Linked DNA regions of Homo sapiens: region 1 is linked to region 2. The links are chromatin loops, found by intact Hi-C in ENCODE. Cell type or tissue: PC-3. All regions are shown on one strand. Each heading gives the region's core, and the rest is flanking DNA. Links, peaks and the distances in the headings are about the cores only.

What was found. Hi-C counts contacts between places; a loop is a spot of excess contacts. Peaks named below come from ENCODE experiments on the same cell type or tissue, not always from the same donor. Only the 100,000 strongest peaks of a DNase experiment are listed, where the experiment ranks them.
Region 1: it touches region 2 in a loop (7-fold over the local background); 21 of 110 quality-filtered maps call a loop at or near these places.

Annotation. Positions count from the first base shown.
Region 1 is chr5:96,685,232-96,691,033 of GRCh38, forward strand. All of the region lies in intron 2 of CAST (calpastatin), which reads left to right. Among named protein-coding and RNA genes, the nearest start is that of CAST, 26 kb to the left of the region's middle. In PC-3, for the core only: a CTCF peak has its summit at 2,823; a DNase peak (open chromatin) is centred at 2,800; H3K4me3 peaks cover 528 bases; H3K27ac peaks cover 441 bases.
Region 2 is chr5:96,342,459-96,348,260 of GRCh38, forward strand. All of the region lies in intron 3 of LOC101929710 (a long non-coding RNA gene), which reads left to right. It overlaps LOC107986365 (a long non-coding RNA gene), which reads left to right. Exons shown (of 2, transcript XR_001742457.1): 2 at 1,057-1,891. It also overlaps a transcript of CAST not described here. Among named protein-coding and RNA genes, the nearest start is that of PCSK1, 88 kb to the right of the region's middle. In PC-3, for the core only: a CTCF peak has its summit at 2,483 (motif pointing right); a DNase peak (open chromatin) is centred at 2,403; H3K27ac peaks cover 458 bases.

The sequences.
Region 1 (5,802 bases), core at 522-5,521, 340 kb after region 2:
GAATGGATGTTCAGTTCACTTCAGCACAGATCATAAGCACTAGAAACCTCATGGACAGATGGATTAAATATTATTCCAGAAATAACATGTTTAAAGTTAACTTTTTTTATTCTTCAGACTTTCTTAGCTTCTCAAAAATAATGGGATGACTGGTTCAAAAGGGACAATAACCTGAAATCATACCCATAGCAAGATATCTGTCTTATCTAAGGACTGAATATGTATGATTCTTATCGTAATGTCAATATTATTTTTCCACATAACAAAATACATAATGGCTTGTACATTATAAAAATAGTTCATTTGTGAGAGCAAAATCTCATGGCAAATTTACATCATAGTCTTTTATTTTCAAGTATCATTATTACAGAATGCTTAGTAAATGTGTAGAGCATTGTATTAGTACCAAAACAAATTTAAAACTCTCTGTTTCTCATTTTTCAGGATATGGCATGAGATAATGCAGTGATTATCAACTCTTTTTGTGCCTAAGAATCACCTGGGGATGGTATGAGAAATTCAGACTCCTAGGCTCCATCTCCAGAGACTGATTTAGATCTAAGGTGGGCCCAAGGAATCAGTATTTTTGCCAATCACTCCAGGTGATTCTTCTCTTATGCCAGTGGTCTTTTGAGCACATTTTGAGTAACACTGAAATAATTCTTGTGGAGTGCATAGCATGGTGCGTAGCACACATAAACATTGATTTCTTTATTTCTTTTTTCTTTCATTTTTTTTTCTTTTTCAAATGACCTCTCCTTTTCCCCCCTGACCAACTCACTCTGCCATATTGTGGGAATACAGTAGAGCACACTAAGAGAGCTGCAGTTTCAGAGTCAGTGGACCTTGTGGGAGGCTTTGGTTGGAGGGATCAGTTACTGATACTATTTCTTCCCACTTCTCCCAGGACCTTGTCCTTTAGATCTTTTGATTATTCCTTTTTTTTTTCACTCTTTATTTCATGACTCCTCTTTAGACTACATATTAGCTCAATCTTCATCATAAACTGTTTTAAAGCAATTCCTTTGAAACTGCTCAAGCTCCAATTCCATCTCTGCCTCTAACCCTCACTACCAAAATTCCTGGTTAAAATTATTGAAGAAAAGAGTGTAGAGAGAGAAGAGAGAGAAACTAAAATCAAGTGTTGATAAATGCCTACATGTAGAAAGTGGGAAGGATAACTCAAGTCAAAGAAGCAGCAAGCAAAGAGGTAGAGGAAGCTGGGTGCTCCCTGTCATCAGTGTGGGGGGTGCAGGAAGAAGTGGAGGGTCAGTAGGGCTGAAATGCTGATATTTCCAGAGGGATGGGGGCTGAGGCAAGGTCCTGATTGGAGACTGGGATAGTATCAGTTCTCTTCCAAGCTGTTTTTGTGGAGTAATAGAAGGTTTCCATTGTACTGTGATTATGATTGAGAGGGTGCTGAGTATGTGGAGATTCTGCATGGTAGATTCTTCTTCCAATGTATGTAGATTTATGTAAAGAACAGCAGATAAAGCAATGAAAAATGAAGTCAGTGTTTACTTACACAAAAAGAGATAAGTTCTGTAAGGAAAAAAATATTCATGTTACTTGTTAAACAATAGTAAGGCAGACTTCATTCCAGACCATTGCTATAGGTGTAGGGACCACTGCAAGGGAATTTTGCAGTAAGAGGGGAGAAATTATAGGGGTGGCTGGTTTTTCCAAGAGTTGACTCCATAGCCAACCTTAATTTTAACAATCTAATTCCATGTACATCATTCTCAAATATTGCATTCTATTATAGTTATTCAAGGCCTTGGTAGTATTTAGCTCCAAATATAATGAAGAAAAGTGGGGATTTTTAGCTAGGAGCAGGGCCAGGGATCGTTGGATGGAAAATTAAAAGGAAACATCAGGGATAAGGCGGATTCTGGGAAAAGTGACCTATAGGATTCTTGCTTAAGGCCAGCGGGTGATCAGATCTCACCTGGCGGATGGTGGAGGATGAGGGGACTTGATCGGATAGCAAGAATGGAGGATTCTGACTAAAGTAGCCTGTCAGTATTCTTGCTATGAGTGGGTAGTGCAGAGATGAACGTGGAAGTCCAACAATGAGGCCTAATTGAAAAAGAGCTCAGAGGAGCCTGATTAGAATTTAGTCAAGGAGAGAATCTTTGTCAGTGTGACTGAGACACTTCACATGTTATAGATGTCTTGGATTGTTTGGTACTGTTCTCTGCCAGTTGTTTATTGATAAATGAATTCATTTATTAATTAAGAAACATCAAATAAGAAAGATGTTGTTTGGAAAGAACTAACAAGTGAATTCTAAAAATTTGTTTGTCTTAATCATTACGATTCTAGACCTCCTAGTTTGTTATTCACATTAAAGTTGGTATTTTTGGGCTCTCTCTTTTGCACATCAAGCCTCTCATTCCTAAATGATCTAATTCAAGCTTAAGGACCAGAATTTTTGGACTTTAGTACCATTCTAGAAATATATCATTCTAAAATCTGAAATCTACAATTTTGAAGAAAACTATTTATAGGAAACTGAGAGCTAAAACAATCTTATAATAACATCCCATTTTTGGTTTCACTTAGTACTTAAGATAAAAATTGCTTCTCTGAATATAATTTTGTCACTTTTTTTCCTGTGTACTTTCTTAATACAGCAAGTAGACTCAGTAAAATCTGATACAATATACTTATTTCACTAGTGAAATTGAAAGCTGAATGACTGGCGAATTTAAAAGATAATGAGGGTTCTTACTACCAGCGCCAATAAGAAAGGTTAGACATTTGTTAAACGTGATATGGTGCTATCTGCCTGCATGTTAACCATATAGTTCAGGGGACACCCAGTGGTTAAAAGTAGGTAATTCCTTGCTGTGGTACAGTGTTAAAAAATTATGGAAAAATATATTTCTTGGCTCAGCAGTGATCACACATTGTTGATTTTTTCTTTCTGAATGAGTACATGTTAGGATGTGTGTGTGTTTTGAGAAAATGTTTGGTCTTGACTTTATATATAAATTTTCTTTGAATAATAAAAACTCACCAACAATTTTGAAAATGTTAGAAATATGATTAAACTTTTCCTTTAATTAAAACAAATTAGAAATGTGGAACAAGTGACTGCGTCATAAATAAGAAAAGCCTTTTTGACCCAGAAATCCCAATTCTAAGAATGTATTCCAAGTATATAATCAGAGGTGTACATGATGACTTACTTATATCCAACGATATTTATCATAGCTTTATTTATAATAACAACAAACTAAGAAGGAAACACCTGTATGGAAGTTAAGTAAAATCATAGCGCTGATATACTGACGAAGGCATTTTTAATACTGTGTTTTGAAAAACATTTAATGACAGGCAAAAATGCTTATATTAGGTAAAAATCTTTCTAAATGTAAGATTACAATTCTATTCATATAACATACTTATAATATGTTATCATGTGCATATTTTTGTATTTGTATAAAAATAGGAAAAAACTGAAATTAGTTGTCTTGGATGACAGGATTTTAAGTAATTATTATTTCTTCTTCCTACTTTTTTTAATCTTAAGTGTATTTATTAAACCAGAAGAAAAAGAACAATAAGCAGCATAGATAATAAAAGAGTAAGATAAGAGTGTTTTACCAATGACCAGAAAAGTACCCATGCATGTATCTGCTTAGACCTTAAAGAGAGAAGTGCTGTGTATTTGAGATTTTTTACTTTGGGGCCCCTAAGAGATACTTTCAGAGCAAGGCTGCTGCTGCTGTGTGTGTGTATATGAGTGTATGTTTTGTGTGCTTGTGTGTAGGGGTGGGGGCACACACACGTGTTTGAGTAGAAAAGCACCTCTTAAATACAGACAGAAAATAAGAACAAAGACAACTTGGAGGGCAAGAATACTGAAATATTTTTAGTTCATATTCTCTTTGGAATCTGATGAAACTGTGATCTTTTCTCTGAAAGCTACACACATGTACGAATACAAAAAATACTCTCCAAAATGTTACATACAATTTAAAGAGGTTTATATGCACACACTATCCCCACCCTTGTAGGGACAATCTTATCAAGTAGATATATTTAGGAGGCACTATGTTATAGTATTTTCCTAGGTGGCTTGCTGATGTCTGAAATTCTACCATTAACAATTTCCTTAATCTTTCATTGCCTTTTTCTGCATCTTCTTTTAAACTGTAGGTATTTCTAGGTAATATATTCACTATTAATGCCCTTGTGAGAACTAGTTTGGCAGGAAAGGAAGAGAATACCGTAAGCATTTTTTTTCTGTAGATTCTGTAAAGGTAGTAGAGCACCAGAGATCATTTGATGAAAATAGCTAACACATAAATAGGCATTATATACACATGCAAATACATGTGTGCACACATGAGCACACACATGCGCCTTATGGCAACCCCATTCTCCTGATAAGGAAATTGAGGCACAGCTTGATTAAATAACCCATCTAAGGCCACACAGTTATTTAATAATAGAACCCAGAATTGAAATCACTTTCCAGAGTCTGTGCTTTTAACTAGTATCCGATACTCATCATAAAATTACTTATATTATGAAGTCTACCTTATAGATGGAGGCCAACTCCATAGACTTTCTTACTTCTATTGTCATTTTTTTGTTATTCACTTTTCTACTTCTTCATTTCCCTCTTTCTTCCTTGTGTGATGCCCTCTTTTCATTCAAGATTATATAGCAAGTTCAGTCATTCCAATTCCCATGATGTAGGTATAGCTATTTTCCCTTTGTAGGTAGGAGATGAGGCTCTGAGGGAAGCAGAGGCAGAGCCCTAGAATAGTAGCATTGTCCTGACTCCTGGTCAGTGCAGCAACCTCAGGACTAAAAAGACTTGAGCTGGACTACCTTGAGGGGTTCCACTTGAGATGACACACGGAAACTGAGTAATCAGAAAAAAGAACAACAACAACAAGCAACTCACTGGAGTGTGCTCACCATAGTGGGTGTTATTAAGGGCCTAGAACATGGGACATTTCATTCAGTATGTGAATTTATTTATTTATCTATTTTTTTTTGAGATGGGGTCTTGCTCTGTTGCCCAGGCTGGAATGCAATGGTGTGATCTTGGCTCACTGCAACCTCCATCTCCCAGGTTCAGGCGATTCTCCTACCTCAGCCTCCCAAGTAGCTGGGGTTACAGACATGCGCCATTACACCCAGCTAATTTTTATTTTTAGTAGAGATGGGGTTTCACTATGTTGGCCAGGCTGGTCTCGAACTCCTGACCTCAGGTGATCCGCCTGCCTCTGCCTGCCAAAGTGCTAGGATTACAGGCATAAACCACTGCACCTGGCCTCAGTATGTGAATTTCTATGTAATATTATGAGTTAATGGTAAGGCTTATTCATTATGACTTAGTGTTTTTTAGAGCCAGCATATTGTATTTACTGCTTTGCACTTGCAGTAGCACACATTTATACTTCTTTTGGTAATAAAAGCAATTTGTACTTATTTGGTCACCACTTAAACTATGGTGTTAAAAGAACATTTGTAAATAAGAGTCAGAGTTTTATAATTGCTAGTGTTGGAGAATCTGTCTACACTTTTGAAAGACAATCTTTTTCTTGACACTGTTTTCAAATAAAGCATGTATTTTCATGTAGAAACACAAGACTTCTTGCCATTTTATAGGACAACTACTAAGTTATGGAGTAGATTCTTAACAAATATGTCAAAACTTACATATTTTAATGAGAGTTTTTATCTTGAAAAATACATTTCAAGAAGTCTAAGAAATGTGTTGTTATGCAATTTTATCATTGTGGAAATGCCAGAGTGTACTTACACAAACCTAGATGG
Region 2 (5,802 bases), core at 262-5,261:
GGTGAGGCTGGGGCTGCTGATCTGGAAGCCACTCTTGGAGAACCACTGTCCTTAGAAGACGCATTGCTGCCTGGCTTCTGCCTACCTGCCTTTAAGCCAGGTCCATATTTCAGGTCTATTTGGAGACTTGTCAAAGGACAGACCCTAATTATAAAATGGAAAGGCAGCTAGTCCCATACATAAGATTGAATTGAATTCTCTTTTTCTTGCAAGCTAGCATAGATTGGTTCTTCCCTCATAGCTAGCCGTATGACTCCTTCTCATTGAGATCACCCAGCCATATCTCCTCAATTCTTTATTTCCCACATTTGCACATCTCTGAAAATGGGATGTGTTTCACAATCATGCCACAAACGCCCTGAGCCTACGGGAATCCTGTTGTACTTGTTCATAGTATCATTGCTTCACTGAGTTATGTGCATTTTTGGTACCGCATAAGTTGATTCCATTGCCATTTAAAATGTCTTTAAAATTATGATACTGTAATTGAGCATTGAGACAAAAAGTTATTGTGTATGAAGAAAGGTGTGGGAATAGGGCAATGAAGCTTACATTTGGTATTGAAGGAAATATTTTGTTTCTAGAAGAATGATCACAATTTCATATTTTTAAAAAGAGCTATTAACAGTTTTATTTTAAAATAGCAACATGTACAATGCACTCATACATAGTTTGCAATTGTTAAAATGATGATGAAAATCTTTAACCTCACTAAAAAAAAACACATTTACAGATTTTAAAAATTCTTTTAGGGGGTACACAAGATAAAAATTTAAAGACCTCAGCTGTAGATTGCAATTTTCCAAATGGATCTCACAATACTGGCACCTAGCCAAAATAAATTCTTTAACCAAAGATAGGAAAATGAGAAAGTAGGACAACTTATTGATTTTTTAATAAAATGATGTTAAATGTTTTCAGTTTAAAGTTCTGTTCTATTTTCTGAAATTAAGGTGCTTGCTACCTTTTTAGGGGGTTGAGAGGAGTTTAGTTTGAAAATAATGATGTTAATATTAACATGCTTTTCTTTTTTCATTTCTACATTGCCTTTGAAAGCAACAGCTATGTGCTTTACAGGGCTTGCCTAAGGAGGCTACCTGTAAGGAGAAGAAGCTGAGTTTCATTTTGCTACTGAGAAACACACAAAGGATTGCCTTTAACTTCCTAAGCATTGCAACTGAAAGCAGAAGAAATTGCCAGATCCCTGCTGATTTATGAAATGCATTTCAAAGCCACAGAACTACCATTTTAGGCATTGCAGCACAATTTAATTGGCATTATTTTTCTTACTGGTCCAGAAAATAATGGTGTGATTTACAAATGTTGATGTCTTCAATTTGATCAAACACTGTATTTAAAATTGTATACCTCTTCCTGCTGATCTACTTTATCCTGCTCTACTGCACTATATGATTCACTAATTAACTCTAAATTTACCATCAGTCTCCTTCAGCTGGAAGATGAGCTCCTTGAAGGCAAGCATCTTTGTTTATTCATCGTAGGGTCTAGATAAACCAATGTTTAATACATAATTGTTGAATGAATTAATGACTGAAGGAATTGGATCGTAACCCCTACTTGAATGTAATTTTACACTTACCCTTGTGACCTTGATAGAACTAATAGTCCTGCCTTTGTCAGGCTGGCAGCTTTATGTCAAATCTACATTTTGGGTGTGTAGGAAGACTGGCCAAGGGACAATATCAAAGGCTAGTACCGCAAGCCCTAAAGCAATAGTGAAGAGTGACATAGTTTCTAGTGATGAGTCTGTATGTATAGGAGGGAAGTGGGCATTGGGATGAGGAAGGAATCAAGGATTATTCTCTTATAGCCATGGATATATTCAAATGTGTGGAATGAATGGATGAGTAAATGCAACATTTGACAATTTCTCCAAATATGGTTTTTTTTCTCATGTACTAATGGTTATATTTTTTAAGTGGTAATCTCATTACCTCTCCAAGACCAAGCAAGACATCAATCAAATTGTGTGAGAAGCAAATTCACACATTAACTTAACCATGAAAGCAAGCAGTGGCTCATGTGCCATGAAAAGAATTCAGATTCAAAGGAATGCGAATCAGGTAGCAGGCTGAGTAAATATTCTCACAATCAGACTATTCTCACAATCAGACCTTGACCTAGTGAGAAATTAAACATACTCTACTTTTCCTTTAGTCTTCATTTATTTTTGCTTAAGTTTGTGGGGGATATGCTGGCTTAATTTGCATCTGATGATTGTATTTCTTCTTGGGAGAAATGGAACAAGTGACTAATACCTACCAGGTGGATGGCAGGTAGGCAGAGGTGAATGGAAGCAGAGCCAACACATTTTCTGTGCCAAGTACAATTCCCCAGGCTGAATTATATTTCAAATTTGTTTGCATTGGTTCTTTCATTATTGCTTACACAAATAGAGCTGAAAAACCACATGGTTAAGTACAGAATACCGTGATATAATGACTTGTAGACACAAGGGGTCAGCATTTGAACACAGATGATTTGGTCGAAGTCTTGCCTTGTTCCCTTCTGCTGCTCTACTCTGGCTTGATGTGCTTATGTGTATGAGGGTAGATATGGAAATGAAATTCAATTTGTATTTTGCACATCGCTTTCTTTTCCAGTTTAGAATTTTGAGATCTCCCTTTTATATTTAATCAGTCTGTTATTGTCATGGGAGATGATATCTAACAAGGAGTCTTACCAGTCTCACTGGCCCCAATGGTTTCAGCAAACTTCAGTGACCTCCAGATATACGCTAATTTTTCTCTTCCCAAAAGAGCTTCTTAACCTAATCTACTCTTTTTTGAAGAGTCTTAACCTAACCTACTCTTTTTTGAAGAGTCCCTAATCTATGCTTGCTTAATACATGTGTTGGATGATACACTATTTTACTGATACAAATCTACCAGAAACAGGAGATTTGTGGTTGGAGAGATTGTATCTTGATTCTGAGCTTATTCTGAGCTTTCGACTTAGCATTGGGCTCCATTATAATTGCTCTGTCTTTGATCTGTCCTTTCACTTTCTACGTCTAACTCAGTGCAAATGCATGCTACAGTATCTCTTAAGAAACACTATATTATTCCCATAATTAAAAATTATTACAGTAAAATTCACTTTTTTGGGTGTACAGTTCCTTAGCTGGGTATCACTGGCTCAGGGTCTCATGAAGCTGTAATTGAGATGTCAGCCAGAGCTGCTCTCCCATCTGAAGGCTTAACTGAGGGAGAATCCACATTTGCTCATGTGGCTATGGGTGGGATTCAGTTCCTCAGGGACTGTTGGACTAGGGACTTCAGTTCCCTGCTGGCTGTTGCTGGAGGCTTCCCTCAGTTCCTTGTCATATCTCCATAGGGCAGAGTGACCCAGATGACACAGCTTGTTTCCACACAGGTGAGAAAGTGAGAGACTGAGAGAAAGATGAAAGTCAGGGTGTTTTTGTAACCCATGTAAAAGTGACATCCCATCATGTTTACTGTATTCTATTTATTGGAAGCAAAAGTAGGGAGGATTACACAACAGTGTGAACATCAGAAGGCAGGGATCACTGGGGACCATTTTAGAGGTTGCCACCATAAAGGCTGTCACAATGATCCAATTGAGAAATGATGGAGTTTGCATTTGGGTGGTGCCAGTAGGCTAACATCCTCCGATTGCAAAATATGAGTGACATTTAGAAGAATAAAATTGCTAAAACATGATGGTTGATTGGCTATGGTAGATAAAGGAATAAAAAATTTTGAAGAAGACTCCAGATTTCGGGCTTGAGCTCCTGAGTAGATGGCAGTACTATTCACTTATAATGATATTCTGCAGGAAGGCAGAGATCGTGACTGCTGTTTCGGACATATTAGCTTGCAAGTACCTGTGAGGCATCTAATTTGAATATCAGGCAGGTGGTTAGATATTCAGATTTTGAGCTTATAAGAAAGTTGTGGATCAGATAATGGATTTGGCTTTTGTCACTGTAGAGATTGTAATTGAAGCCTGTCTTAGGTCCAGTTTCTAGGAGCACAAATTTCCCAAATAACAAGTGAGTCAGTAGGAATGAAGTGAACAGACTCTTTCTAGTTCTACCCCTTGACTCCTGGATTCGTATATTCTACCACTGGATACACAGTACCACATAATGACCATTGGTAGAAGGTATATACTACATCCTAAAGCAACACCCAAACCTCATAATGTATCGTCTGTAAGCTGGCACCTCAGTTGTGACTTTAAGAAACTGTTCCAATCTCTATCAAAATAGCAATATCTGGGCTATACAGTATGTGGGAATTGGTGGGTTCCATACTCACGCACCTGTTCTGTGACCCCCATCTGTCATAAGTTGGCTTCCTGGTCTGATGCAATATTATTCAGGATTCCATGTCAGTAAATCAAGTACTCTGTGAGTCTTTGAATAGTAGGTGTGAATTGAGGCACTGCGGGCAGAAAGGCAAACCTATACCCAGAAAATATGCTATTCCTGGATAAGACAAATCACTTCTCTTTTCAAGGTAGAAAAGGAATTATTTGCAACTAAATGGTGTCTTCTTGAGAGATAGCATACTGGGCATCTTTCAGACGGGTTTCAGCAGTGGCAGTAACTAGATCAGCATTGGTGGGAGGGAGACCCTTCCACTGGGCTCACGCAGAGCCTCCATTTGAATATCCGTGACTATTCTTTGAGGAGGCCCAGTGTGCCAGCCCTGGTGTGGCCAGGGCTACCTGACATTTACCAGTCAAGTCATCCTGTCCATCTAGTTTTGTAGAGCCTCTTCTACAGTGAATACTCCCTAATGGACATTAATGCATGATACACAGTTTGCCCATTCCTATGGGTCCATGAACCTGTTTCTACTCCAGATCTCTTTGTTCCCAATCTTCCAATCCAAATAGTTCAATTCCAAATGATCCATTCTGCACTGCTCAGAAGTCCGTGCTTATCCTTCCTTCAAGCCACTCTCTTCACACAAAGTGGATGACCAGGTGCACTCCTGTTCAAAGCTGGGACCTCTGTCATGCAGCAGCAGTCTATTTTTGTTTGTACTAGCATACCAAGCTGGTCTATCTGTAAATCAGACCTTGGTTTTTTTCTCTCCTTCATCACTGGCGGGTCCTCAGTTATTATACAGAACCATTTTGGCATACCTGCATCTTGGGCTTTTGAATCTCTTCCTTAGAACTCTGGCAAGACTACTCTGGTACCTCCACCTCATTTAATGTGAGTCAGCCTTATCATCCCACACCAAGTTCCTAAGAGTCATCCCAGCAATGGAATAAGACCAGTTCTAAACCCCACAGGAAATCCTCTGAAGGGTCATTGGGAGCAAAAGTGAACTAAAACCAGGGAAGAGGCACAGAGACTGGTAAAGATGATTTGAAGAGAGCTGTGCAGCCACTAACCGTGTCTACTATGAAGCCATCAGGGTGGATGATGTGGAGAGAGGGTGAAGTGAGAAGAACACAGTAGTTCAGAGAGAGCCCTCCCTACAAAACCCCCAAACCCCAATAGTTAATGATTAATAGAGAAAGTATTGCCTACAAATAAGACAGAAATCGAGTTTCAAAAGATGATGCCAGACAATGTTTTAAGTAAAGGATTATTTCATTGAATTGGCAGATGCTGAGTCATTAAGTAAGCTGAAAAGTTCAAATGCATTCATCGGATGTAGTATCATGGAGGTCAATGATGACCTTGTCAAGGGCAGTATCAGTGGCATGGTGGGCCCAGGAGCCAGATTTAGAGTAAGAGTTGGAGGAAAGTAAATAAAGCCAAGTAAAGAAAGGTAACAGAAGAAGGAAGGGAAGAAA